Regions from separate parts of the Homo sapiens genome. Here region 2 is linked to region 1. A link is a loop called in an ENCODE intact Hi-C map of the cell type or tissue named here. Cell type or tissue: gastrocnemius medialis. All regions are shown on one strand. Links, peaks and the distances in the headings refer to the core of each region. The heading gives the core; the rest is flanking DNA. Region 1 overlaps PTPRG (protein tyrosine phosphatase receptor type G). Region 2 overlaps PTPRG (protein tyrosine phosphatase receptor type G).

What was found. A loop is a pair of places that touch in the nucleus more often than their neighbours do. Peaks named below come from ENCODE experiments on the same cell type or tissue, not always from the same donor. Only the 100,000 strongest peaks of a DNase experiment are listed, where the experiment ranks them.
Region 2: it touches region 1 in a loop (2.0-fold over the local background); 1 of 110 quality-filtered maps calls a loop at or near these places.

Annotation. Positions count from the first base shown.
Region 1 is chr3:61,836,314-61,853,066 of GRCh38, reverse strand. The region is part of intron 2 of PTPRG (protein tyrosine phosphatase receptor type G); the gene reads right to left. Among named protein-coding and RNA genes, the nearest start is that of PTPRG, 280 kb to the right of the region's middle. In gastrocnemius medialis, for the core only: no CTCF peak of the experiment used is centred there; DNase peaks (open chromatin) are centred at 4,136 and 4,776; H3K4me3 peaks cover 502 bases; H3K27ac peaks cover 4,633 bases.
Region 2 is chr3:61,672,932-61,686,964 of GRCh38, reverse strand. The region is part of intron 1 of PTPRG (protein tyrosine phosphatase receptor type G); the gene reads right to left. LOC124906245 (a long non-coding RNA gene) reads right to left here. Exons shown (of 2, transcript XR_007095942.1): 1 at 1-14,033. Among named protein-coding and RNA genes, the nearest start is that of PTPRG, 120 kb to the right of the region's middle. RefSeq lists enhancers at 362-1,097, 6,239-6,738. In gastrocnemius medialis, for the core only: no CTCF peak of the experiment used is centred there; DNase peaks (open chromatin) are centred at 2,358, 3,379 and 3,694; H3K27ac peaks cover 4,167 bases.

The DNA of each region.
Region 1 (16,753 bases), core at 1-8,000:
GTCACTATCCTATCCCCTGCATGTAACACAACAGCTGTTACAAAGAAATCATTCAATAAATGGAATTTAGATGAACAGATGCAAAGAGGAAGGGACATGGATGTCAGGTAGGCAGTGGCAATCAATGTCTACTTTACTCATAAAGGTGAGGTCTTTGAGACGTCCAGCTTTTAGGACCTTTGCAAGTCCATGCATGTATGTCCATACGCGTTACTGAGATAACATTTCTAAAATAGGCCCCTGGAAACAAGAATAAATCAGGCAATTTTCATAAGGCAAACTGTTGCATGGTGCTTTCACACATGGCCCTCAAAGCTCAGGATCTCCATAGCCACCGTGAACTTGACAAAGACATAGGCACCATAATACAAAGACCACAAAGTAACCTAGAAATACAGAGTCTCCAATTCTATCTTGATTCTGCCTCTAAACCAAAGACTCATCAATTTAACTCTCTGGGACTCAGCTTCCATGTTCGTAAGAAACACAATATTTATCAGTAAGACCTCATCCCAATTATAACGTCACTGAAGCTGGATGCTAACAGTATATGTCCATGGTTTTTAAAAAACTCTTCAGGTAAGAAAATCCGAAGTATGCAAGTAGGTTTGTCTAAACATAGATCTGTGTCTTACTGTAAAATTCCATTTGTGAATTGTTATTCCAAGTACTGGACCCACCTTATAATCACTGTATAACATGCTTGAAATATAATTGTCATGACATATTCTCCAGAAAGGTCAAAATAATCCTTATTACAACTTTATAACTGACCATAAAAAGAGAAAGTCAGACCCCATCCTTCTTGGAAAGCACAGCAAACAAACAAAAATGTCTCCTTTTCAAAGATTATGTTTAGTGAAGGACAGACGCAAAGAGAGAGAAAAGTAGTATCAGCTAATACTGTATCCAAACACCTTAAAAAGAAATTAACAAAAATGGGTTTATTAAACTCCCTAAAATCTAGTTCCAAAAGAACTCAAAATATTTTACCATCAACCAAAAATACAGCCCCAATTGTATCAACATTGTATTAGTTATCTATTGCTGCATAAGAGATTACCTCAAAATCTAGTGGCCTAAAACCACTAATATTAACCTCATCACAGTTTCTGAGGGTCAGCCAATCTAGATAGCTATAATCATAAGACACTGGAAAATTACGTGACTCCAATTTAAAATGGCTGTTTAACATGAAAACTACTTTTTGAACTACCCCTTCTGATTTTTCACCTCCACAATTATGCTACTGAAGGCAAAGAGAAGAAACTGATTGTAGCAGCTGTACTAGAACCTCAATCAGAATATGTCTCTCTCATTACCAATAAGTAACAACAAACCCATCAAGAAAAGTCTAATAATTCCAAGACTCCTCATGACAATTCTCAGGCATTTTAAAATTTAAATGTGCTTTAAATGTTAAGTGTACTTCACCCTAATCTAATTCTATAAAAATAGATACCTGATTCAAACAACCCATTTTTCCACCATGCAAATAAATGAATATTAGATGTGAAAAGCACATTTGGAAAATGTTAGGTACGTTTATACAGATAAAGCACGCCATGAGATATATTGGTCAGTTTATTTGATGGCAGCTAGTATTGTATATTTTCTGGCCACCAAGCATCTGTATTCCTAAAAGCAGCTCGGTTTTCTTTTGTGTTAATATGTTTCCCAACTAGATCCTCTCTTGAGGAACCATTCAAACAGGGTATTCACCCTCCTATAAAATAGACCCATCCTACAATGAAGAGACTTTGAAATACAGACAGTGAAAAAGTTCTGATTAGATTCTTCCCTGAATCTAATCCTTTCTGAGCTGGAGTTTTCAGCTCAGCTAGAGATTTCCCCAACTCCCCTTTCTCCAACAAAGTCCATCTTTGCTTAAACTAAGCCATAGCAGCCTTCAGTTGTTTGCAACACTGACTGACAGCATAGGTTACTATGTATCATTTGTGGGCTCAGTCTTAGTACCATATAGTGTTCCTTCATCTGCCAAGGGCATTCTGCTATTGGTGAACAGGCAAAAAGAGGGAGAGTTACCGTTAACATTCTAAGAATCTTACCTAACCTGACACCTATGGACAGTGCTGGAGCCTCTCAGAAACCTAGTCACAGGTGCCCACGCAAGCTTCATCTTGCCAGAAATCACAGGAAAGCAAAATTGAGATGTACCTTTAAATATATCCTGTTTCATACAAAGGCATGTTTTGCTTTGCAAAAAGGATCTCTAAGATTTGCTTTAAGATGGTGCTCTCATTTTTGCATGTCTATTAAAATTTTAAATGGGTCTACCACAAACTGCAGCGTATGTGTACAAGGATGCACGAAGACAGATGTTGGTAAACTACCATCTTAATGTCAATAAAAATATAAACAATATAAACATCTAGTAAAGGAGAAGCAAATAAATAACTATAAAATAGCCACAATGTGAAAATACTGTCCAACAGTTTAAAACAGGAAGTATATACAAATTGAAGAAGATTAACATAAACAAGGTACAAATAGGACACATTTTTTAAAAGTATGAAATTCATATACACACATACACACAAAAACATATATGTCATACCTTCTATGTTTAAAAATATAAGAACAAGGATTGGGCACAGCGGCTCACGCCTGTAATCCCAGCACTTTGGGAGGCCAAGGTGGATCACCTGAGGTCAGGAGTTCACGACCAGCCTGGCCAACATGCGGAAACCCCACCTCTACTAAAAAATACAAAAATCAGCTGGGTGTGGTGGTGGGTGCCTGTAATCCCAGCTACTCGGGAGGCTGAGGCAGGGAGAATCGCTTGAACCCAGGAGGCGGGGGTTGCAGTGAGCCAAGATTGCACCATTGCACTCCAGCAGGGGTGAAAGAGCAAGACTCGGTTTCAAAAATAAAAAATAAAAATAAATAAATAAAAGAACAGGATATTAAATATTTCCTAAGAAAATATAAACATACATACACGTTAAAAGCAAACTAGTAGTATATGCACAAAACTAGTGCTAGCTTTTATTTGAGAAGAAGGGGAGAAGGGTCTGGGGTTAGGAAACAAGGAAATGAGGTTTGTATGAAACATTTCAACTTTTCGCCCAGAGAAAATAACTATGTATTGCTTAGAATAATTAAAAATCAATCATAAAAATAAAGTAGCCTTAAAAATTTAGTCCAACTCCTCTTAAGTCAACTCAGCTATCAGGACTTCGCAGAAACAGACCTAAAATAAAAGGAGTTTCAGCAGTTATGGAACGATGGCTCCCAGCAAAGTCTGTAGTTAAGCACCCCAGTCCTTCCGGACCTGCTATGGGTATACGCAGGATTTGTTCTATGTGTAGCTGTAGCTACTCCTCTGGATTTGTTCTATGTGTAGTTGTTGCTACTCCTCTGTAGCAAAGAAAAGAAAAATACAATGTCTCAGTGCATTTATCTTTTGATGACTGTGTGGGCTTCCCTCACACTGCATCATCACCTATTTCATTAAGTTCATCACATTCTCTCACTAATTAACCTTTAGCAGCACCTGGGCTTCAGTCAGCGAGCGTAAATCTCATTCCCATAACTTAGGGTGCGAGACTCTGTTTTATTTCAAATCCATCTTTCAGGGAGAGCTTTCAAATACGTTGAATCCTATAGCACTCTTTTTCATCACCTACACATATCTTTTCACCGCATTTCCAGTTTATAAAATAAAACCCTGTAAAATTATTCATGAAATTTCCCATGCTGCAGGTTCCCATAATCTATTCAGGTAAGAAATGCAAAAAACAAACCATCCACCATTATGTTGATTTGAAAGCATTAATTGTGGCCATGGTTTTATGAAGAATGTTATCTATTTCCATCCTGTACAAATTTAGGAGAAACTGTGGTTTCCTGTTCCAGGGTGTTGTCCAAAAATGACTCCACAGAAGTCTGCAAAAATAATCTTTGACGTTTTGTTTCAAGAGGAATACTTGGAGTGTTTCCCACTGAGAGAGGAAATGGGTTTGTCCCAACTGCAAAAGGCCCAGTGTACTCCAAAGACTGCAAGAACAAACGCAATTTAGGTTTGAACAATGTTTAATGAAATCATTATTTCACAAACACTCCGGGAAGGAACTTTTGCTGTGATATCAAACTGTTCTCCAGCCAGATGGCCTGACTTCCCTGAACTTCAGTTTCCTCAACTATAATGTGAAGATGAATTGAATTACCTGCCTCTTTATGAGATTTATTGTAAGGAATAAAACAAGTGCATTGTGCTTGGCAGAGTGCCTGACACATAGTAGGAGCACAGTACAGGTATTTTACACATGTATACATGTGTGTGGGTGTGTCTTCTCCTTTAATAAAGCATTAGATTGAGCATAAAGACGACTCAAGATATAGTATACTGAGCAATTTAGGGAAGAGCAAGTCTTTATATTCCATGTTCATTATAGGAACAACCTGGTTTAACAAAACGCATAATGAATAAAAATAGTCTGAAATAATTCTAATATGAAAAGATAAAATACATTTGCAAGACCTGATGAGTTGCTATAAGATATATTAAGATACTCTAAAGTATAACTCCACTTTGGAAAAGAACAGCCTTAACTTGGAAAAGATAAAAAATGCAAATGTTCCTTCAGCATTTTCCTTTAATTCTGACTCACTGAATGTGAAGTTTGCCAACAGAGGATTTCAGGGCCAAAATGGGCTGCTCAGAGGTCAGGCACACAAAGTGCTTTCCCTTGACCAAAGATCATACAGAGCCTGCCTAGGGCAAAGACTGCAGCAAGGCTGTGACTTCAGCCCCACCCAGCAGTCACAACCACGCGTGAAGGTGGGGGCATGGCGAGAGAGAGTGCAAACATGGAGGGAGGTTTTCACCTCTACCCCAAGCCTAAGAGGCTTTTCACTGCCAGTCCTGTAGCATGAGGCACTCCAGGACATGCACTTCAGCCAATGCAAAGTGTGCATGAGAATTGCCTACGTCCTCAGCCACAGCTCAAAACCAGGAAAGGCTCCAGGTTCCCTAACACTCATCAACTAGAGTAACAAACCCTTCATCTGCATAAGTATTTACAGCTCATGGCAGGGGACAAGGCGTCTCTGCAAATACTTTCATAAAGTCTGAGGAAGAAGACAAGGGGAAAAGCAAGCTGGATCCAAAGGGAAGCTCTCTATATAGAATGCAATTATGTAAGAGTTTAACAGTGGAAGCAGAATCAGAAATTCGTCCGTCACAGGACAGAAGGCTGTCTTAAGCCTCTGTCTGCATCTCTTCCAGAACAGGAAGTCTCTGTGAATATCTGGACATGTTGACCAGCCCAACTTTAAGGCAGAGATTTTTTTTTTCAAAGATCATTTATTTGTTTTGTTCTGGATTTCCAGACAAAGAACATGCTTCATACAATCATTTGAACCTCTTCTATCTTCTTGGCTTGAGTTTTTGGAGCAATGAGCAACCTGGAATCCCCGAAGGAGGGAGGTCTATTAGAATTTTCTGCAGTGATAGCCATGTTCAGTGTCCTCGCTGTCCAAGATGGTAGCCACACTGGCTCCTGAGCCCTCAAAATACAGCCGGTGAGACTGAGTGCATGAGTGTCCTGGGGTGCTAATAACAACACACCACAAACTGGGTGCCTAAAACAACAGTTGTTGTCTCACAGCTCTGGAGGGCAGAAGTCCAAGATCAAGGTGTCAGCAGCACTGGGCCCTTCTCAGAGCCATGAGGGGAAGATCTACTCCATGCCCCTCTTGAAGTTTCCCGTGGGCTGATGGCAATCTTCGGGGGGTTCCTTGGCCAGTAGATGCCTTGCCCTGATCCATGCCTTAACATTTGTGTGGTGTTCTCCCCGTGTGCTTGTATCTCCATCCAAATTTCCCATTTACATAAGGACACCTGTTATACTGGATTAGGTGCCCATTCTACTCCCGTATGGCATCATCTTAACTCATTATATCTGTAGCAACCTTATTTCCAAAGAAGGTCACTTTCTGAAGTACTAGGGGTTAGGAATTCAACATATGACTGGGGGAAAGGGGAAACAACTCCACTCCAAACACCGAAGAATTGAATTTTTAATTTTATTTTTCCATCTATTTGAATGTGAATAGCCACATGTGGCTAGTGGTTACTGTACTAGACAGCACAGTCGCAAAATATTGTCCCTCTCTCTCTATTTTTTGAGACAGGGTCTAGCTCTGATACCCAGACTGGAGTGCAGTGGTGCCATCTTAGCTCACTGCAACCTCCACCTCCTGGACTCAAGCAATCCTCCAACCTCAGCTTCCTAAGTAGCTGGGACTATAGGCATGTGCCACCACACCTGGCTAATTTTTCTATTTTTAGTAGAGACGGGGTTTTGCCATGTTACCCAGGTTGGTCTTGAGCTCCTGGGCTCAAGTGATCTGTCTACTTCAACCTCCCAAGTGCTGGGATTACAAGCATGAGCCACCACGCCCAATAAAAATATTGTCTCTCTTTCACTGTGCTTTTACCAAGAGCTTGCTGTGTTCTAGGTACTGTGGCAAGCTCTATGCATAGAAGGCACTGGTGCCACCAGTTACCCAAGGAGGAAGCCCAAGTTCAGAGAAGGTAAATAAGGTACTTTATTCAAGGTCAATGAGCCTCAGAGTCAGGAAGGGAATCCAGATGGGTGTTTTTTTTGACTCTGAAGCCTGTTTCTTGAGCTGCCCCAGTGGCTGTTTCCTTTACAATTTAAATAAGAAACCACCCTAGGACCTGCAACCGTCACATGGATGACTACATTCCTAGCTGCTTCTTATAGGAAGACAATTCATCACTCGGATATTAATTGCTATTGTACGAATTAATTACTTGCTATTGTAGCTTTAAGCCTTAACAATGTAACAATAATTGTCTCTTTTAAATTACAGGTATAAATAATAAAATACAGCAAATCAAATATTTCGAGCATTTATCAGAGATTAGACACCGTAGTGAGTGCTTTAGGCAGATCTTCTTTAATCTTCACAATAATTACTATTATTATCCCTATTTAATGGATGAGCAAGCTGAGGCTTTCAAAGGTTAAGCACTTTGCTCAAGGTGACAGCGCAAATTAATGTTACATCTGGAACCCAAATTCACATCCCAAACTGGGACCCTCCCTCAGTCTTCTGCACCCACTAAAAAACCTTGACAGTTCATTTCACCAAGCACCTATCAGGTATTTGGCAGGTGCCTTTTAAATCACTAATACTTTAAAAACACAAAAGAATAGGAAACAACCTCCACTCACAAAATGCTGGGATTTCAAAACTGTCTCCCTGAACCTCTGACATTTGATTTCGTACAACTTATTAATATACATGCTTATGGACCAAAAATAATGGAAAATACATTATAAGACATGAAATATTTCACAGTCTCCGAAGTGATTCACCTTGCAAAGCAGCCACCCCGTGTAACAGAGAACCAAAGAGAGCTTCCTTTTTTCATCTTCCACAATATACACCTTTACAGAGAGAATACTCCTTGAAGACATTTCTGGTGAGAGGTTTAACTCAAGTAATAGCTTTGCATGAGAGTTTAAGGATGAAGTATGTGATTTTAAAAACAGCATCATGGGTTTTCAAGGGGAAAATGGAAATGTTATTTCAAGTCCCGGGATAATAGGATCAATAGACATCTTCCCAGTGGAAACATTTGCCTTTGGCTGCCTAAAGCAACAGTCTCTGCTGTTTGCCTCAAGAGGCCACCCCACGGTTTAATTGTCCTCACTGTTAAGTTATTTGTCCTCATCTATAACCTAAAATTATTTGTTAAATTTCAACACGGTAACCACAAGCTGCTCTCCCATCACCTCCCTCAGTTTTCTGCACCCATTAAAAACCTTGACAGTTCATTCACCAAGCACCTACCAGGTATTTGGCAGGTGCCTTTTAAATCACTAATACTTTAAAAACACAAAAGAAGAACATGAAACAACTCCACTCATAAAATGCTTAAGGTAGGTTGCTGGGGAAAGTGTGACAAACCCAAAAGAAAGAGAATGACAAAATGAATGAATCAATTTTCCCTTTATTGATAAACAACCACGTAAGAACTGAATATTTAGCACGTATGTGCCAAGCACTGTAATAAGATTAGAAACAACAAATAAGGCAGATATAGCCTTGCCCTAGTTTATATAGTTAAAAAACCTTTCAACTATTGCCAGTTATTTGATGTAGGTATCCCTATTACTATCTAACCATTCAATGTCCCTTTAAAGTCTGATGAAATTGTTCTAGAAACTAGGGTTGCCAGATTTAGCAAATAATATACAGATGCTGGCCAGGTGTGGTGGCTCATGCCTGTAATCCCAGCACTTTAGGAGACCAAGGCGGTAGGACTGCTTGAGGCCAGGAGTTCGAGACCACCCTGTTCAATATAGCAAGATACGCATCTCTACCAAACAGGGGGAAAAAAAAAAAAAGCCAGATGTGGCGGCGTACACCTATAGTCCCATCAACTTGGGAGGATTACTTGAGCCCATGAGTTCAAGGCTACACTAAGCTATGATCACATGACTGTACTCCAGCCTGAGTGACAGGGCGAGACTCTCCCTCTTAAAAACACAGTAACAACAACAACAAAAACAGATGCCCACTTAAATTTGAATTTCTGATACAGGACAAATAACTTTTAGGATAAGTATGTCACAAATATTGAATGGGATTTACTTATCCTAAAAAATTATTTGTCATTTATCTCAAATTCAGATAAAATTCAAATTTAAGTGGGCATCCTGTATTTTATCTAGCAAGGCTAATACGCCATTTCATCAGTAGTGTCAACTTGCAATACAAATATAAAAACAGACTTTTTTTCAGCTGGGCGTGGTGGCTCACGCCTGTAATCCTAGCACTTTGGGAGGCAAAGGCAGGCAGATCACCTCAGGTCAGGAGTTCGAGGCCAGCCTGGACAATATGGTGAAACCCCATCTCTACTAAAAAATACAAATATAGCCGGGCCTGGGGGCACATGCCTGTAATCCCAGCTACTCGGGAGGCTGAGGCAGGAGAATCGCTTGAAACCGGGAGGCGGAATTTGCAGTGAGACGAGATTGTGCCACTGCACTCCAGCCTGGGCGACAGAATGAGACTCCATTTCAAAAAAAAAAAAAAAAAGAGTTGTAAAATGTGAATTTTCCAAGCTATCAATGACATGAACATAAACTATAATATTATTTTACTTCACCTGAAATTTGCAGCATTTTAAGTGCATGGAATTGGTGACTTGGAAAACTGGGTTTTTTGTTTTTTTTTTTAAAGAAATGTCCAGTTTTAAGAGATTTTCTGCTGGTGCTGACATCAACTAATAATGTTTTTACTTTCACTCTGTTAGAAAATGATTTGAGCTACGATTTCAGAGTTGTAAAGAAGGAAATTTTTCTAGTCACTGGAAACCTGCCGATAGAATAAACATTTTTGGTAGTAAAAAAAGAGAAGAAAATTGCCTTAGGGATAAACCTCTTAGTTTTGAGAAAGACTGTAGAATCTAGGAACTGCCAACATTATTAAAATATCTGACATACAACCCTAAGTCATCATTTTAACTTCTTCTTCACCAAAACTTTTCAATGAATGTTTCATTTTGCCCACCTTGAATTGTCTCAGGATACTCCCTGAAGATAGATACTATCTTACATTGTATTCATTTATATCTCTTATTTTTTATTTGTACATGGGTCTGTTTCTATGATCCGTGTGTATGTATGTGTGTGATATACATGTGTGTGTATATATACAATATAATAATCTATATTGGCAGTACCACACTGTTTTAAATACCAACTTTATTCTATGCTTTTTCTTACAGTATAAACCCTTGATTTTGTTTGTTTTGTTTTTTCAAGTTATTTCTGATGGTTCTTGCTTCAGATGGGCTATAGATTAACTTGGCCATTTTCAAATATTGGTGGGATTGTGGCTTATCAAAATTTAAATTGACATTCGGTAAAACTGGATTTTCTTTGCAGAATGAATCAATATGAAACTGAGAGATAAAAAACTTCTTCTATGAAGTGGGAAGTAGTATAAATCAGGCTAGAGCAACAGAGCTGTAAGAGAGATACCAGACATTTCATGAAATATAATTTGGATTTCCATTTGATTTGCAGTGGCTTGGGCATGTATTAATAATGATGGTGGCCGTAATAGGCTCTCAAATCTCAGTGGTTCAACAGAATAAAAGTTTGTTCTTAACTTATGCAAAGTTAGTAGCACAGGTATGGTGAGTCAGTATGCTCCCCTCCAGGTTGTCATTCAGGGACCAAGTCTCCTTCTGTCTTGTAGCTCTGCCATCCCCATCTAACTGGGAACATTTTATGGGTCAGGCCTAGAAGTAGTAAATATTACTCTGCCACTTTCCATTGGCTTTTTCTTTTTCTTTTTTTTTTTTTTTTTTTGCCACACATACATTGCCCTGAGAGGGTTTGAAAAATTCACTTTATCTGTGTCATCCAGAAAAAAGGAAACAAGTTGTGTTGTAGCAGTAGAAATCTCTGTTACAGCATAATTTAAATGTGTACTGCACATACTAAATGTAAGTTGGGTTGATTTAATGTGGGCCTTCAATATCTTTTCTATTATCTTTCCTCTCTTGCCCTGGAATACAAGGAGGGGAACATGTAATGAAAGTAAATCTGAACTGTCTTCCTAAAGGGACATTTCTGGTACTTTCGAAGGTGCAGACTGAAGACTTGAGTCAAGGATTGCTGCTCACCAGACTGGCGAGAGAGCATATAAATGTGTTTGTGTGTAGTGTGCATGTATGTGTTGCAGTGAAATTACAGCTTTCCAAGTGTATGGCATTGCCTTTAGAAGCAATAAGAAACGTTATTGCTGCTGAGTGATGGATGCACATAGAATTGTGATATTTGAAGGAGGAGGTTGCTAACCTTGGCTGTTCTGAACTAAACATGGTATAGGGTGTGATGCATACTCAGAGACAGGCTCATTTATCTCTTGTCCTGTTCAGTGCTGCATTGGTTCTTATAACTGTGTTTATTAAATAAAACTAGAAATTGCAATCCTATAAAGAAACATTTAGCTAAGGCTTTCATTTCTTGTATACTTATCAGGGTTGCTGTGTCACAACAAACTCTGTGCATACCATCTACAATGACTGTCATAGAGTTGTGTGGTGACCCAAGTTCTCTTGTTCCACCCTTCCACCATCGGGATTTTTATGGGTAATTTGCCTGAAATTTTTAACTCTTAGAGCTCTGGTACAAAAAGTCTGTTTTGTTTTGTTTTGTTTTGTTTTTGTTTTTGTTTTTGAGATGGAGTCTCGCTCTGTCGCCCTGGCACATTCCTTTATCGTCCTGTATTTACACATCTTTCTCAAGCAGCTTTACTATTCCACAGTAGTACTCTCTTTTTCTCTTACTTTCAGCTTATTTCACTTGGTAAATTGCCAGTGGACAGAAGCACATGACTGTTCTTTTGTGGTGCCATTTCCTAAGCATGAAAACATTTCTTAAGGGCAGAGGGGTAAGGTGGGGGTGGTGGTGGACGAGGGCTAAGTTTAATCACATCTTGTTTGACCTGACAGTGAAACGGATTCAATAAAAAGGTTTGAAAAGAGTCCACTTTGTACCTCCTGTTAGTTCAATGCCCCATTAGTCTGGATAATGACTTTATACCTACAGGACAAAGATATTTTTTTCTCTTTCTTTTAAAAGAAACAAGAAACCTCACAAAACTAAAATCACTGTAAAGAGAGCAACAGGCTCTTAATTTCTCCACCTAGAGAGTGCACCTGGCCGCCTCGCTTTAACTGATGGCTTTTCAGCAAACACATGACCTGGGAGAACAAATATTAAATAGAAAGGTTCTTTCCTGCTCACTATAATATGACTGTGTCAAGTATATATAAAACATCTCTTTAACATTTTTGGCGTAAACTTCTATAACGGTCCCAATATATACGTTGATGCTTTTTTCATTGTTAAAGTTGGTAAGATAATCAGTGGATGGAAAAGGGCATTATTAAGATAGCTACCTATCGGCCGGGTGTGGTGGCTCACATCTGTAATCCCAGCACTTTGGGAGGCCAAGGCCAGTGGATCACTTGAGGTCAGGAGTTCGAGACCAGCCTGGCCAACAGGGTGAAACCCCACCTCTACTAAAAATACAAAAATTAGCCAGGCATAGCGGCAGGCCCCTGGAGATCCAGCTACTCGGGAGGCTGAGGCAGAAGAATTGCTTGCCCAGGTGGTGGAGGTTGCAGTGAGCAGAGATCTTGCCACTGTACTCCAGCCTGGGTGACAGAGCAAGACCTCATCTCAAAAAAAAAAAAAAAAAAACAAACAAACAAAAAAAACTCCATCTGAAATTTTCTGTATCCTATATATTTGTTTACTTGTGCATTGTTTGTCTCCACATGACCTGTCCCTCCCCCAATATAAACTCCAAAGGTAAAAATATATTCTCTGTCCCATGTACCCACCCACAGAGTGCCCAGTCATCAATGATTCTTTGATAAAAGAATATTTATTCCTAGAGCTTAAATTAGTATGACCAAAGCAAGAAATCATTACACAATTCACACTGACATCATTTGTAATAAAACCCAAATCATCCTCATTACACACTTACAAAGTGCTTATTAAATCACTTTAATAGAAGAAAGCTTAAGTTTTTTGCCCTAAAACAATAAGATGCATTTGCCCAAATCATAATTCAACATATAAAGCATTTACTTCTTGAATTATATGGGCTTAAAAACCCTAATATTTTAAATTTTAAAGATTTAGTAACTAAAGAATACAGATCGAAATGGGTCCTGGATATTCAGACAGAAAACTAGCAAAAAATATTCTTAAGAATGTTAACTACACTTAGTCAAAAAACTAAAAGCAACCTAAGTGACTGAAGCAAAATCATATCAATAAAGTCACAATCACATAAATTAATATGATTTAGACATTACAAGTGCCTAGACCCTAATACTACCAGGAAATGTTTATGATATAATATCAAGGGGAAAATGCAGGCACACATCTAAATATATATGTGCATATAAACTATAAGTGTATACATAAATATATGTGTGCTATATTCTCTAAATTCCAAGACTCCATGAATTCTGAAATACGCAGTCATTTTAATAGCAGCTTTTTTGGAGGAAAAAGAAATAGTACCACATAAAATACACACAACTCTAAGATGCATTAGGATTACAAAATAAATACCAAATGCATTGAAGGGTGTGAGCTTTATAACGACAAAAAATGCTGTGTAGGCAACGAGGGGGAAGGGGGTGAGAGTTGAGAGGTGAGGGAAGCAGGTATGGTACAGAAAGAAAATTCAGAAAATGTCCAAAGCAATTCTTTTTCCCTAATGTAATTAATTGCGATTTTATTTCTCTAAATGTTTATTTTCCAAATTCTCTATATGGAACATGTGTTAGCTCTATAACCTTAAAATAGACTTCATTAAAAATATTTTACAGGCATTTTTTTCAAATACGAAAGTACTGTTGCTATATAGGTCTATTTTAAAGCAAATTCCTATCTTTTCAGTTCAAGTCCCAACTCTGACAAGGTTAGTTTAAAATGTTTTAAGCTGTGGCTCTTGGAGCTGGTCCTTCCCAGAAATTCCAGCCTTCTAGCAGCTGAAGAATATTAACTATTTTACTTTAGTTTGTTTTTGCATTTATCTTCCTTGTTGATCTGGGGCTTCCAGGAGCAGCTGGACATATTTTTAAAGAAACAGAACAGTATCATAGAATAGTCTCTTGTGTCTACTACATTCTGTGCATCTAAAATAAGATTCATTCTACAGAGGCCAAACTCTAATCTACCGAACAGTAAATATTTTTCAGGTGTAATCAACTTAAGAGCTATTTAAATATATTTAACACATTAAATAAGCTTTTCCTGCCTCCAATAAAAGTAATTTTCTGTGAAATTTCTTTTCTCAGTGATGTTACTTTCTTTAAAGCCCCTAATTGAAAGTTTATCTATTATCTTAAAGGATATATGCCTTGTTGGTTTTAGATTTGCTTACAATATTAAAATTTTTCTGGTAGGAACACATAAATCAGAGACCTGAAAACTCCTCTCAATGCTTATTGAATTCATAAAGCTTTGGTTTTGCAGACATTTTAATTAATATGTGCTAACTTCACACTATTGTTCACTTAAAGACTAGCCTATTAAGCATGAAAAGCTTAGATTTTATATAGCTCCTTTTAAAATGCAAACTCTCAGAATTCTGGAAACAAAGACACTAATAACATGCTATCAATTTTATTTACAGAAACATAAGACAAGAACTAATTCCAAATGACAGTTTTAGCAAGAGAAAGCAAATGAAGAAGAAAAAGCTCAGGGAGAGTGGTAAGAATACCCAATATGTCACTTTTTGACCAGTCATTTGATATGGAACATTACAGTGTTATTGAAATAAAACTTAGTCAACTATTTTTAAAAAGTCATTCTGGTATTTCGTTCAAAAGGTCCAAATACAAGCAGATTTATACCATCACTTATTTAACAGACTGTTTTTATTTAAGGGATGCCCAGCCATAAACTGTTGAAGAGTTTTAAAGGAAAAGCCTGATTTTAATCACCATGTGGGGCCAAAATATCACATTGTGGGCACTCTGTCCATTCACACACATGAAAAACTTGAAGGTATGATGAAACTTCAGGGAGGTTAAATTTGGCCATCTTATTTTGAAACTAAATCCAAAAGGGACCTTTCAAAGGGAAAAGAAACTATATAAACCTGTCTAGTTTTGGTGGCCTAAGTCTCCAGTCAGGCCCAACTTCTAGGGTTAATTATTTGAAACCAAAAACGATTCTTCAACTGATTTCAGGTAGATAACCCAACAGCACAACCTTCCCCATTTAACTATTTCTCACATACTGAGTTCAGGACAATAATTCTGAGCACCTTCACCACTTGTCCTAGAAACCAGCTTTTAGGCCCAGTTCCCTCCCATTCACCATCTGAAATCTCAGGGCAGTTGTTTAACCATCCCGGTGTTGTGAACTTAATTGTGCCTCCCCTGCAACATTCATATGTTGAAGCCCTCACAGGGCTGTATTTGGAGACAGGGTTTTTAAAGGGGTGAATAAGGTTAAATGTGGGCAAAAGTGTCGGGGGCCTGATCCATTAAGGCTGATGTCCCTGTAAGAGGAAGAAGAAAGACAGGGAAGGCCATGTGAAGACACACAGAGAAGGTGGCCATCTCCAAACCAAGGGGAGAGGCCTCAGAAGAAAGCAAACTTGCAATACACTGATATTTGACTGGCAGCCTCCTGCACTGTAAGAAAGCAAATTTCTGTTAAGTCACCCAGTTTGTGGTGTTATAGCTGCCCTAATGGACTAATACATCTGGTTTCAATGTCTTCACTTATTTTCAATAATCCCTCAAAATTGATCAGTGAAAGCACCCTCAAGTGAAAAATATGGTACATGTGTACGTGTACAGACATTCCTCATCCCCTTCCTTCACCTCAAACACAAAAATCCAGGCTAAAACCTTGCTATTGTTCAATCAATGCTGCTGATCCGCTCTTGTCTATGACGTACTATTCAGGCTGCACCTCCGTATTCAGCCTTTAATAGTCTAGTACCCCCTGCATGCCGAACATTCAGCAAGACATGGGCAAACAGGAGCCCTGCTTGTGACTCAACTTCCAGTTACTTTACTGTATCCCACATTTTAGGAGATATTACTGGGTAACTGTCAAAAGGTCAAGATCTAAAGATGAAAAAGCTGGATTCAGGTTGGGTGCGGTGGCTCACACCTGTGAATCCCAGCACTTTGGGTGGCTGTGGCAGGCAGATCACTTGAGGTCAGGAGTTCGAGACCAGCCTGGCCAACATGGCAAAACACTGTCTCTACTAAAAATACAAAAATTAACCAGGTCCAGTGGTTCACACCTATAATCCCAACACTTTGGGAGGCCAAGACAGGCGGATCACCTGAGGTCAGGAGTACAAGACCAGAGTGGCCAATATGATAAAACCCATCTTTACAAAAATACAAAAATTGGCCGGGCATGATGATGGGTGCCTACCTGTAATCCCAGCTACTCTGGGGGGTGAGACAGGAGAATCGCTTTAACCCAGGAGGTGAAGGCTGCAGTAAGCCGAGATTGTGCCATTGCACTCCAGCCTGGGCGACTGAGCAAGACTCCATCTCAAAAGAAAAAAAAAAAATCAGCCAGGCCTGGTGGCGTGTGCCTGTAGTCCCAGCTACTAGGGAGGCTGACGCAGGAGAACTGCTTGAACCCGGGAGGCAGAGGTTGCAGTGAGCCGAGATTGTGCCATTGCACTCCAGCCTGGGTGACAGACAGAGACTCCGTCTGAAAAAAACAAATAAAAAAACAAAAAACAACAACAACAACAAAAAAACTGGTTTCAAACAGAACTTCACCCATTTACAAACTGCATCATCTTCAGCAAGTTATTAAAACTTACTGCACCTCTATTTCCTCAACTACAAAGTGATGGCAATAGATATTATTATCTGATATTCCTAGTTCAGGCCTTGATGTCAATAATGTCTGAGAGGCATTATGCAAAGTACCCGGAAGGTAGTAAGAGCATAGTAAATAGTAGCTGCTATATTTTATTATCACTATCCCTAAGTAAAGCTGGCCTCCAGGAGACAGGAAAGGCTAGTGTCTTGTTTGGAACTGAGCCTACCATCTTTGTAGATCAACACCAGGCCTCAAAATGTTACAACTTTAAACTGCATTACTTCAACCACTTTCAAGCACTTACTATGTACTACACACTCAGAAAACAATGAGGA
Region 2 (14,033 bases), core at 1-8,000, 170 kb after region 1:
AAAGTCAAAGTATAAAAACATGGACTCCTTATCTCACCTCTTCCCCATACCTCTCAAGACAACACCAACCATTAATACCATGATGCTAAAGATAATCCTGTATGTGTCCCATAAAAAAAGTAGCTTTAACTAAATACCGTTGTACGCCCTGCTTTTCCCCCACCTGATTAACAAGGCTATCTAGGGAAATAGAGATTTCGATATACAGACAAACATATGTATCTGTTCATAGGGCAATGCTTCTCTGATTGTAACATCTGCACATATGCCATTATTTAGCATAGTATAATTTATTAAAACAGCCCCTATTAATGGGCTGTCAGGTTATTTCCAATCCTTTCAAAATCCAAACACTGATGCAAGGAATAACCTTGACATGAGTCATTTTGCACTGTGGCCAAGTACATCTGTGGGGCACACACCTGGGGGCAGAGTTTCCTGATCCAAGGGTATAGGCAAATCTAACTGTGATGGACATGGCCCAGTCGCCTTCACAGAAGCTGTGCTCATTTAAAGTCCCCAATAGTGACGTCTAAGACCACTCATTTCCCCCAGTCTCACCAACTACTCACGGCACAGGCCAGTTCTAACATGAACCCTGGCACAGAGAACAATGGTAAGTATCAGAGGGCTAGTATGGGCCAAATTCTCTTTGCATTCATTCCCTAGCTCCAGCTCTATCTGTCACATGACAGCAGAGCCATTAAGTTGACAGGCTTAGTGGGCAGAAAGAGCTGAGGTCCCATCTCTGCCACTCCTGAGGTAAGTGGTCCTAGAGAACCTTAATATTTAAGTTCTCTAACACTCAGTTTCCTTACCCATCAAGTGGACATGCATGCATCTCGGTACTAAAACAAATGTAAACAAGTCCCTCCCCACGCAAGACCACGGGAATGAGGTAACGAGCACCAAGTGCTCCTCACGGTGCAGGGTCCTGGCAGATGCTTTGCAAATGTTCAGAAGCACGGCGCTCCCACTCATACCCCAACAAGCGGTAACTAATCTTTCCAAGCTCAAAAGAGAACACGGCAATAAGAAATCTGACACCATTATATGCCAGGTTGCCAGGAAATGCCCTCTCCTGTGCTCCTCAATGTGCCAGCAGTCAATTACACTGACAAAGGCCACACTCTAGGGGCAGAGACTAACAGGATACATTTTCATTACCTTTTTATTATAGTTGATGATAAAATGCTGTGTAGGAAATAAACTACATGTGACAGAAGTAAGACAGAATAGGGACCCCAACACAGATAGTGGAGGTATCTCTAGCTAGCCCTAGCAGGGGTACAACTTGGAGCTCCCTTCAGCAAAGAACTTGCTACTCAGCTGCAAAGAACCTTCAGGTTCCAAGCAGCTTTTGTGTCAAGGCAAAGCTCTTCCCCAGCCAAGGGCTGCAAGGAGTCAGGGGTACTACTGGGGTCTGCCTGTTTCTGTCCACTATGGCAGATCTGCAGCACATTCTGAGATTCTCCCTGTCCAATCCTGCTTCTTCCCTTTACTTCTGCTACAGGCACTAACCCCCAATGAATTCCTTGCACTGCTAACTCAGTATCTGCATCCCTGAGGTAGTCAGATCCCTATTGGGACCATCAAGGACACTCTTAATTTTAACCAACCCTCTTCTCCTCCCTGGTCAGACTTCCTTTCTAACCAAACTAACTTGCCCTCCACGATAAGGCATTTGATGTCTTCCTTCTCCATCAGTGCGCCTGTTTGCACAGGCCAGTTTCCTTGTCTTGAACTCTTCCTGCCTCCACTGATAATTCCAAATTCTCAACATAGTAAGTGCAAGCACATTGCCCAATTTTTTAAATGTACTATCTCGTTTAATCCTCATAACCACCAGATGAGGGAGGTAGGCAGTCTTGTACTTAAGAAAGAGAATGAGAGAGGCGGAGGAGCGGGAAAAGAAAGAAGGAGAGCGGGAGGAGGAGTAACAGAGAGAGGGAGGGAGATGGGGAGAGAGAAACAAAGGCTCATCTCCAGGAGACTAGACTTGGGTTAAATAATTTGTCCCAAGGTCAGTCAATGGCAGGGAAGGGATTCACACAGAGGTGTCTCTGGTGACAGATATCACGATCATCTTCACCACCCCATATTGGTTCATTTAAAACCTGGTTCCCAAACTCAACTACTCCAGGAAGCCTTTCCCAGTCAACTGTAAAACTCAGATTTCCAAGTACCTTGGAATCTCACAGGCAAGTTTTAATCTACATTAATCCACATTTGCTAATTCTTGGTTCTGCAATTGTTCTAAGCTGTTTCACATGGTCCAGTTTTGGCTCCCAAACTAAGCTGTAAATGCCCCAGGATCAGAGGCCCCCGCTTTTATGACCTGTGTTTCCCACAGCCTTGGGTAATGGACTTCCCGACTTCCCACAGTAACAACCACACTGGGCTTAGAAGCTCCTGTCAGATGTTAAGACAGAGCCCCTCTGGGCTTGGACGTGTTCCCTTTGTTTCTCTCAATATCACTGGAGTGTGGCAAATACTGGCTCAGAGAAAACCCACACAGAAATGACTATATTTTTAAAAAGGGCTGTAAATGTTCCAAACCAAAAGATGCCAAAAGAAAAATCAAAATGTATGCTCACCTCAAAAGAACAGGCAACCCGCTCCCTAATGAGCCACATACAGGCACACAGATGTGTCCCGACAGCACAGCCTGGAGGGGAGCTGGCAGCAGCATACTGATGTGGAAACAAAGGTGAGATCCCCCACCATCACCACCAGCATATACACTCCCATAGGGGAAACAGGACAAGTTGTGACCACCTTACTACTCAGAAGGCAAAACTTCTGTTGGAGCTACTCTTAAAAGTCCAGGAAACATCTCTGATAGCCTATACGAGACAAAGGAGACAACAGTGGCAAACGGAAGCATGACTCCCTCATAGCTGTTTAGTCTCCAGGGAATCTCAAACCAGTGTACAACTGCAAGACCATGTTTATGTCATGCTTGCCCTACGGTACCATGGAGCTGGGATGAAGTTACACATTTCTAAATGTTACCAATATATAGCAACACATTCTAATCACAGCCCCAAGACGATAATCACATAATTTCTACTTTGTGCATACAGGCTATTATTAAACGCCTAGACTCGAATGGGAGGTCTCCTTCATAACTAAATTTACCAAGTTTTTAAAGTGTGGTTTTATTTGCTCTGCTGCTGATGCCAAACTGTAGCCTCAAGTCTTTCACCAATGTTTTTCAAGAAGGCTTCCAATATTCAAGTGACGGTGAAGTCATAAGTCGAGAGAGAGCTCAAGCACGACAGAGAACGAAATATATCAAACGGAAGAAAGGAACACTATGTCCCATGAAAAGGAAAACAATTCAAAGGGATTTCCAGTTTAGTTTGGCTACTGCAACCATGGTTTTAGAAAAGGCCACAAACTCAAGAGTGTTCCTGAGACGGCCAAGTAACCCCAAGGATGAGGGAGCTGTTAAGTGTAGAGAGGGATTTGGCTGCTTGGTTAACTGAATAGTATGGGAACCACCTATTTCCTAAAAGGGAAAAAAACACATCCTTGACTTAGAATCGAAAATTGACCCTCCACAGAGAATTGACTACTATTTCTAGGCCAATCCACAGCAACAGCTGTTACCACTGCCTCATTTACATATCACCCATTCAGAAAACTGTCCTGAGTGACTGACGCCATTCGGCTCTGCTGGCCTTACCCAGAGTTTCCAGGTTGGGACTGCCGTCAATTATCAGCCCAGCTGTCTTCGGCCATTGTGCTGATCTTTATAGCCTGACTTTTGCAATGCTGACTGAAAAGAGCAATTCAACTTTATGGAAAATAAAAACACCTCAAAGATTCCATAATGACTCACTTTTCAGCCCAGGTGTGACATCCCTGTAATTAGTCAGCAAGACACCTTGAGCTTTGTTAGGCCTAAAACCAAATCGATTTATCTACCATAGAGGAGCTATTCATACCACGTGGAAAATTAAGGAAGGAAGAAAGAGAGAAAGAAAAGCTTTCCACTTAAGGACAATTTAGCTAATAGATCACATATGTTCAGCTTTGTCTTCCCCTTGCCTTTTTCTGGTTTTAAATTTTATTACCCTGGGGCATTTGCACAAAACAGAATCTTCTTCGTTGCTTAGGAATTAATCCGCCACTGCTGTTTATTCCTCATTTGAGTCATAATCCTCCATTTGTGACATCACAATTAGCCACTTGTGGTGATGATTATAATGTCATGAACAAAGGATTATGACTGGGAGTTGGAAACAAAACAGCAGGGTCACTGAAAGCTGGGCAAGGAAGTTCTTTTCAAATAACCATCCCCAGGAATCAAGAATTGAGGGGTGGGAAAGAAGAACAGGATAGATAAACTAATTGGAAAAAATCCACCTTTGGACAGAAATGATAAATGAACCAGTAGTTCTGACCTAGTGAAAAAACACAGAATGAAGTTACCAGCTACCTTTTTCCTCACTGGCCCACTTTATTAAAAACTTTTTTATGTTTAACTTTACAACAAATGCCTATGTCCCCATCACCCATACCCATTACTGTCAACATTTAACAGCATCTGCTATATAAGTCTCTATGCACATATTTATTCCTCAACCATTTGAGAATAGCTTGAAGATATCATGCCCCTTGGACCCCAAATACTCGAGTGAATTTCTTAAGACAAAGACATTCTCGTATATAATCATAGTAGAATTATCAAATTCAGAGAATTTAACATTGATATAATATGGTCTAACTTATAGTCCATGTTTGCAGTTCACCATTATTTCCAAAATTCATTTCTCATTACCAGTTCACTTTTTTTTTTTTTTTTTTGAGACAGGAGTCTTGCTCTGTGGCCCAGGCCCAAGTGCAGTCACACAATCTCGGCTCACTGCAACCTCTGCCTCCCAGGTTCAAGTGATTCTCCTGCCTCAGCCTCCCATATAGTTGGGATTACAGGTGTGCACCCCACGCCTGGCTAATTTTTGTATTTTTAGTAGCGAAAAGTTTTCACTATGTTGGCCAGGCTGGTCTCGATCTCTTGACCTTAAGTGATCCACCAGCTTCAGTCTCCCAAAGTGCTGGGATTACAGGAGTGAGCCACTGCGCCCGGCCACTAGTTTACTTTTCAGTCATCAAGAAAATGAAGCCAACATCTTTTTTCAATTTTCCTCCATGGTCAACAACATTACTAATCCAAAATTCAGGAGCTTAAAAAAGTTAAATCCAGAGCAAGAAAAATCATAATGGCTACTGTTTATTTGGTGCTTCCTACATGCCCATATCAAATACTTTACATGTATTATCTCATCTAAACCCTATAGAAATTCCATGGGGCATGAGTCCTTATAATCCACATTTCATAGAAGAGGAATAAAAACTACCCCAGAGAATGAAGCATATATTGGGAAATATATCAAGGTGAAACAAACGGCCGAGTCCTCTCTGTATGACAATGCTTCCTCTGAAGAGCTGAATTCATGCTGGTCCTAGCAGGCAGTCTGACATGAATAGATTACGAGATCCAGTCAACCTTCAGGACAAACTGAAAGCAGACCAATACCCCACTGTAAATGAAGGCTGCAATTAAAAATGCAGATTGCAGGGTCAAGGCTGATTGTAATGTTTCAGCATTGGATCATTACAGAATATTCCAATACACATCCTGCCTCTGAGCAAGTTTTGTGGTTGGGTGTGTGGTGGGTAGTTTCTGTGGCATTATTAACTGCCTATTTAACAGATCCAGGAATGCCATTTATTCTAAACGCAGAGTGAAGGTTTTAAAAGCAAGAAAAGAAGCTTTTCACAAGCTAAAAGCTTTTAGGATGGGATGGACCTTAAATTGCCTATTTCACAGAGACAGAAATGGCTCCAGGGAAGTTTGGACATTGTTACTTTCTTCTTCTTTTTTTTTTTTTTTTTTTTTTTAGAACATAAAGATATAAGATTAACTCAATCTCACTAAAAAGCAAAGCTGCTCATCTAAACCGGTTTTGGAAAGGAACAAAAATTCACAACCTAAAAGCCATGACCGCATTTGAAAATAATGATTTCCATACAGCTCCTGTCTCCCACATTTTAAACACATCCCACTGTGCACATGGCATATGCCATATACAGGTTCCCAACACCCAGCAAGTTACACAGCAGGCACCAAACACCAACCGGGTGCCAATAACCCTAGTTATTGCCTGCTGTGACCCTAGTCATCCCCATCCCCACCTCCCTGCAACCTGTACCACACCTGATAACCAGAAACAGCTCTAGGAAAAGTTTGCTCACCAATATACCCTGAAAGCCTATACCAGAGGCTGGTTTTTCCATGCCCTCTTTTTTTTTTCCCCCTTGATCTCCTATTTTTTTTGTATGATTTTTTTTTTTGAAGGACAGAATGAAAAACTTCATTCAAAAGTAGCCAAGGGTCACCCACATATTTTGCCAGGCTCCCATGCTGTTTTTTTGTGTTTTTTTTTTTTTTTTTCATAAAGCTGAATAATTGCCAACATGTTAACCTCAAAACGCTGATGTTTCTGGATTTGGATTTTTATCTAGATTTCTTGCTTCTCTTGATACTCAGCCTGGGCAAGAGTAGGAGCACATTCATGCAGGCCGATGCTGGTGCAGGTCCAGCCACCCTGAGATGAGGCCCTCTCCCTTTCACACCTCCACCTACCCTGCTTCCCTCACTCTACTTTCCTTACCGCCAGCCATCTGAAGGCGACTTCACAATTAACTGTCTGGACAGGGACTCTTTGGAGAGTGAAAGGGGGCACTGTTAATAATTACACTTGGACAAGCTGGCATTAATGGGGCAGATGGCCATCCTATTGGGTTGCCCGTTTTGGGTCTGGCTTCAATTCCCTGCATCAGGTACGTCTTTGTTCTGTTCTGGCCCAACTGCTCTGGTTTGCTCTGCTCATCAGTTTTGCTTTGGGATTGAGAGAATAGGAAGTTTTAATGTCTAATTAGTAAATTGCTTAAGGGGACAATCGAAATTGAGAAAGAGAAAATGTTCCAGTAGCGGGGCAGTTGAAGAAAAGTGGGACAAGCCGAAGAGAGTAAGGTGTCAAGATTTTTACTTCTCCTTGGGATCACTCTTTACTTCCCACTGCATTCCATTTAAACCCTGTGAACCTCAGGCCGGCTGAGGTCTTACTCACTGGATTGTGGGGTTTTTTTGCTTTTCTGTTTTTTTGGTTTTTTGAGACAGAGTTTCGCTCGTCGCCCAGGCTGCAGTGCAACGGCATGATCTCAGCTCACTGCAACTTCTACCTCCCGGGTTCAAGTAATTCTCGTGCCTCAGCTTCCTGAGTAGCTGGGATTACAGGCGTGCACCACCACACCCAGCTAATTTTTTGTATTCTTAGTAGAGACAGGGTTCCACTGTGGTGGCTGTTCTCAAACTCCTGGACTCAAGTGATCCACCAGCTTTGACCTCCCAAAGTGCTGGGATTACAGACGTGAGCCACGGTACCTGGCCTTATTCACTGGAATCTAATGAGATATCTTAAGATCATACTGTTAAGGTTCTGCATGTACTGACCAGGGTCATTCCGTGACTTATAAGCCTGGCTCTTGGTCGGGCTGCTAAATTTCTGGTACCTTTTAATGAAAAACACCACCAAGTCCTCTGAAACTGAGCAACTTCTCAAAACCCTAGCATGCATTCTGTCCTCCTGACAGGCTGTCAAGATCTCCTTTTATAATGAACCCAATGCGCAGTTGGGCTCCTTGCCAAATGCGATGGCCATTAGTTTGAAAACAGTTTGAAATGCTCAAGCTTTGGAGTCATATAATCAAAATCAATTAATGTATCATTTGGGAGTTTGTATGTACAGCCATCCCTGAGGCAGCAAGCTTTCCAGACTCTGATTTGACTGTGGCCCAATCTTGCCATGTTTCTACCAGTCTCTCAATCACGTGAGACCAGTGCCCTTTGTGAATATTCTTCCCTCTCCTAGTCAAATAAACTTAACTTAGGATGACTGTCGTCACTTAACGGGGGGAAAAAAAGCCATTATTGCAGAAATGCTTTCAAGGAAAAAAAAATTGCACATAATACAGAGATACTAATGAGGGGTGAGCATTGGGAGGCCTCCCAAAACTTAGGTATGGGGGATGCAAATTCAAAGAGACTATTGGGTATTACAATGGGCATTTACTTTTGGAGAACAAAAATAAAGTTTTAGACAAACAACCAATAGAAAGAGTACACGTGTTTGGGGTTATTTGTATAATAAGTATCAAAATGGGACATGATTATGACACGTCTGGGAAGTAGGTTGGGTGCTGTTTTTCTAGAAATGTGAGATGCCAAGCGGAGACGCCTGGAAGCCAGGATGGGAAATTCACGTTGATCTCTCGGCCAGGGAACTTTTTACCAGGGATGAGGCCATCTTGTCTGGGGATGCTCCGAGCTGGAGAAATCAAAGATGCAAAGACAGAGGGTACAGCTACAATGGACTGCACTTCTTTCCAAATAAGAAGGGAATGTGGGGAGATACCATCAGGTTGTTCCCGTCAATTCCAGCCCCACCCGACTCCTCCGAATTCTTGACTCCCCTGCTGTGTATTCAGACACCTCTACTTGTAAAGACTAGACAACTACGCCAGACATTGTAAAACACATGTTGACTATTTCTTCCCTGGACAACACATGAATATCTATCGCTTCCTTCATTTTTTTAAACCCGTCGGGCTACCCCTTCAAGTATTCAGAACAGTTTTCCCAGCTGTTAGTTTTCAAGTGTCTTTTAGAACGACAGTCATTTTCCATTCATCTTCCATCTTCCTTTGGATTGCGGGAGGGCAGCCACACGCATGCCTTTGGTTTGCTTATGAGACTGGAAACAGCACGAGCTGAGCTGGATGATCCCAGCCACAGCCCCTCATTCACGGCACTGTTTGTCTAATGATGATAAAACATCCTCATCTGCCCAACATCAGGACTCTGCCCCAGTTCTGCACACAGCATGTTGTGTTACCAAATGTGGTGTCTGCACCTCTGGGTATCGAATTTCCCAAACAGCTTTCATAAATTTTAATTCATGAGGAAGGGGTGTACACAAGCTACCTTTTGAAACTGTACCAGTCACTTCCCTTCCCCTCCCATCCACGGCCCAACACTCCTAAGGACTCTTTATAACTGACTTATGGTCTAGGTGTGCCACATCAAGAGGGGCTGCCGATTTCCAGAAATCACTAGCTTAAAAAATATATCAAATAAGCAAGCCACTCTACCACTCTGGGACCCTGTGCATTTGAAGCTTGGTTTGTTCCAAATCAAAGTAAGAACAGAAAATAGAAAATCGGCAAAATTTAGCTATTGCAGCACAGAGAGAAAAGGAACTTTTAGACACATAAGCAATGGGCAGGTTTTAATCACAGGCCTAGATCTATGGCTTTTATATGCACACATTATAATTAATAAGTAAATATACATCTACCAAAAATTCATCACTGATTTATTGGGATCGTGATCCAAGCCACTGAAAGGGTTAATTAACATGTCCAAAAAATCTATATCTAGCTGTGCAACTTTAACTGAACAAGTTAGTTTCTCTCACTGTCTAGGCCTCGTTTCCTCACATGTAAAGTGGGAAGAATAAGAGAGACTGCCTCTGATGGCCTTCATAAAGATTCAGTTGTTTAAGGTAGGTGCCAGGTATAACACAGCACCTGTCCCACACTAAACATACATAAGAAGAGGTAGTGATTCTTTTTTTTTTTTTTTTTTTTGAGACGGAGTCTCGCTCTGTCACCCACGCTGGAGTGCAGTGGTGCGATCTGGGCTCACTGCAACCTCTGCCTCCTGGGTTCAAGCGATTCTCCTGCCTCAGCCTCTCGAGTAGCTGGGACTACAGGCGCCCGCCACCATGCCCAGCTAATTTTTATATTTTTAGTAGAGATGGGGTTTCACCATATTGGCCAGGTTGGTCTCAAACTCCTAACCTTGTGATCCACCCGCCTCAGCCTCCCAAAGTGCTGGGATTACAGGCCTGAGCCACCATGCTTGGCTAAGAAGAGGTAGTGATTCTTAATGTATTGTTTTTACCCAGGCTAACTGGAGGCTCACAGGACAGATAATACTCCTCACTCAGGTCAGGAGTCTCCATCTAACTAGCTATGGAAGCCAATAAAAGAAATTGGTGGTCCACATTCCAACAGTTACCCAATCTCTATCCTATCTGGCTCCAACTATCCCTGATGAGAGGAAGGCCTATAATAGCTCTCAGCTGAGAAATGGGAATTAGTAACTTATGGTAAATAAACAACAGAGAGATACACACCATGCATTAACTATCCATTTCCCGATAGATGTCTTTGGAAGAGTCACATGCAACCGCAACACGTTAAAATATATCAAGGCGCCAAGACATCGGGCAATAAAAATTACTTGATACACTAAATTGTGTGTGTGTTTGTGTGTGTGTGAAAGTAAAATATTCACTGGAATTACAGTGAAGTATTCAGAAAATGTACTAATTTCACAGACTTTAGTAATTTTCTTTTTTTTTTTTTTTTTTGAGATGGAGTCTGGCTCTGTCGCCCAGGCTGGAGTGCAGTGGTGCAATCTCAGCTCACTGCAAGCTCTGCCTCCCAGGTTCACGCCATTCTCCTGCCTCAGCCTCCCGAGTAGCTGGGATTTCACGTGCCCGCCACCACACCCAGCTAATATTTTGTATTTTTAGTAGAGACGGGGTTTCACCGTGTTAGCCAGGATGGTCTCGATCTCCTGACCTCGTGATCTGCCCACCTCAGCCTCCCAAAGTGCTGGGATTACAGGCGTGAGCCACTGTGCCCGCCTAGACTTTAGTAACTTTCTAAACAAAGATTTTTCATGATTGTTTTGTTAACTAAGGCGAAATACTAGCCAGTATCTTCTGTTACTGTAACTCCAGATTCCTTCTTGGGTAGTGAAAAATAAATAAAAATTTAACTTACAAATGCCTTCTTAAATAAATGACTGGACAAATTTTCCTCTATTTCCAAGAATGGTCGAAAAAACTGAGAACAGACGTATCTAACAATAGGATACTGGTTCAATTATTAATATGATCCATGCTACCACGGAATGACACATGCCTCTTAAGAATGGCATTGGTGTGAATGTGTAGATCTGGGGAGATGTTTATGGCTTACTGAACACTTTAAAAAAATTTAGGAAAGATAATTCAAAATGTATGCAAAAGCAACAGTATAATAAACCCTCATTACTCATCTGCAAAAACTATCCTCAACTTAGGGCTAACCTTGTTTCAGCTGAAACATTAGCCATAGGCCTCACCTCTCCCCTTGGTTATTTAGAAGCCAACATCAAATACCATATCAATTATGATATTCTACTAAATGGCAGAAAAAAGACATACAACTGCCTAGGAAGCATAATCCTGTTATTAAAAGATAGCCAAAAGTACATACATAATAGGGGGAAAAAAGACTGTTTACCTAGAAATGCTAACAGTGATACCTGTGGGTGAGAAAAATACGGGACTCAGTTTCTGGCTGATATGTTTTAATCAACTTTTTCTATCATGAACCATATATTACTTGCATTATAAAGACAAATTAAACTTAACATGTCCTTAAAATAATTTAGTATCATAAATGAAACAACCTCAACCATGACTTCCACTAATAATACCCAAATTTACTGCTAAATCTTATTTTTCTATATTTTCCTAAACCTTACCATTCTAGCCTAACCCATCTCACATCCTCCATCCTCCGGAAAAGTTATCCAAGCCACCAACATAAATGTATCATTAAGGGGAAAAAATTAGAGATATATGGAAATATCATTTGCATAAAGAATATTGCTTGCTATACATCATATGCCAATTTTTACTAGAAAAGAAATTGTTATTCAAAAAATGGTAAGAGTTGATGGAAATTTATAGGGCAACAGCACTGAGTGACAGACATCTGTGGTAGGGTAATGCTAGGCTGTTTCTTGCTTTGTTGATTCAACAATCAGCACTGAATGTCTCCTGTTCTAATTTATTTTAACTTCTGCTTAATTAAATGCACAAAAGAACGAATGTGTTGGATTTGGGGATTTAAAATGACTTTCACCCAGCTGTTTTTAAATGCACTAGGAAATTTCTTGAATATAATTGTTCTTTTAGAGGCAAAAAAGCATACTGTAACCATGACACTCACACAGAGGGGAATTATCACCTAGTGACACTGGCTGACAACTTGTAAACAGTAATTCCCACCCAGAGTTTGAAAGACATTCCAGGACTTTTCCAGCTACCTCATGAGGTGATGTTAAAGTTACAAAGAGAAAGGTCAAGATAAAATTATTTTTAATTCATTTTCAACCAATTCAACAAACAGCTGCTCAACAAACATCTGCTAAACCAAACAGAAGTCAGCAGCACATCAATCGAATTTTTTGGACAACTGGGGAATCGTCTCCTACCTCCCACCTTTTTTTAATGGAGTATTTATAGAGTACTAATATGGCTTTTTTTTTTTTTTTTTTTTTTTTGAGATGGAGTCTCACTCTATCGCCCAGGCTGGAGGGCAGTGGGGCGATCTCAGCTGACTGCAGCCTCCACCTCCTGGGTTCAAGCAATCCTCCCACCTCAGCCTCCTGAGTAGCTGGGATCACTACTCCCTGCTAACCAATATGGCTTTAAACACATTAGGTAACAGTAGAATCCAAAACTGAAAGAGCGGGGAGCTGGAGATCAGTATCCAGATCTTTCTACTCAAGGCAACATTAACATGTCCATCTCTGAGACATTCAATAGGCTTTTCTCATGCAAAGCCATGTTTCTTTTTTTTTTTTATTATTATTATACTTGTTCTGGGATACATGTGCAGAACGTGCAGGTTTGTTACATAGGTATACACGTGCCATGGTGGTTTGCTGCACCCATCAACCCGTCATCTACGTTAGGTATTTCTCCTAATGCTATCCCTCCCCTACCCCACCCACCCCACAAAGACGCCAGTGTGTGATGTTCCCCTCCATGTGTCCATGTTTTCTCTTTGTTCAACTCCCACTTATGACAACAAGCAGTGTTTGGTTTTCTGTTCCTGAGTTTGCTGAGAATGAGGGTTTCCAGCTTCATCCATGTTCCTGAAAAGGACATGAACTCACACGTTTTTATGGACAAAGCCAAGTTTCTATTTCCTACCACATCTTAACATAAGGAATGTACATTCTTCTTACTCCAATCCTCCCAATCCAGTCAAGTGTTGCTCAGAGTTCAATAGTCAGAAAGGGGGTTAGATGATAAGAAATTACTTACTGGGTATAAGGTACATTACTCGGGTGGTGGATACCCTAAAAGTCCCAAGTTGATCACTCCATAATCTATGCATGTAACACAATTGCACTTGTACTTGCATAGATTTATACAAACAGTAATAATAAACTAGTACAAACAATAATAAAAGAATTCCATATTTTAAAAGAAGAACATGTAGAAATAAATTTGTACTCAGTGTGATGCCTAATGCCAAACTGGCTCTCAATAATAATAGCATTGAAATATATACCATCTAAGGTGTATCATCTTCATTTTGCAGACTGAGAACTACCTCAATGAGAGCCCCACTTTGTAAAGTCTTGAGCTGGTGTTTTATCCCATGGGACCATTCAGGCTCTTTGTTATTTACCAAAAATCTCTAACACAGAGTTTTAGAAATAACCTTTGCCAAGTGGCTCATCCACAGAAATTTCTATTACTTTCCAGAAAGCGCAAAGACTGTGATTCACATGCAGGAACAATTTTTGTTTTACATGCAGGGACAACTTATAGCTTGTTATTTATTTGTTTTATCTTTTTTCTTCCATTTTATTTTGAGACAGAGTATCGCTCTGTTGCCTAGGCTGGAGTGCAGGTGCCACGATCGCCACTTACTACAGCCTCGACTTCCCAGGCTCGAGTGATACACTCCACCTCAGTCTCTCCGAGTAGCTAGGACTACGGGCACGCACCACCACACCCAGCTAATTTTTTATATTTTGCAGAGACAGTCTCACCATGTCACACAGGCTGGTCTCAAACTCCTGGGCCAATCAAGAATCCTCC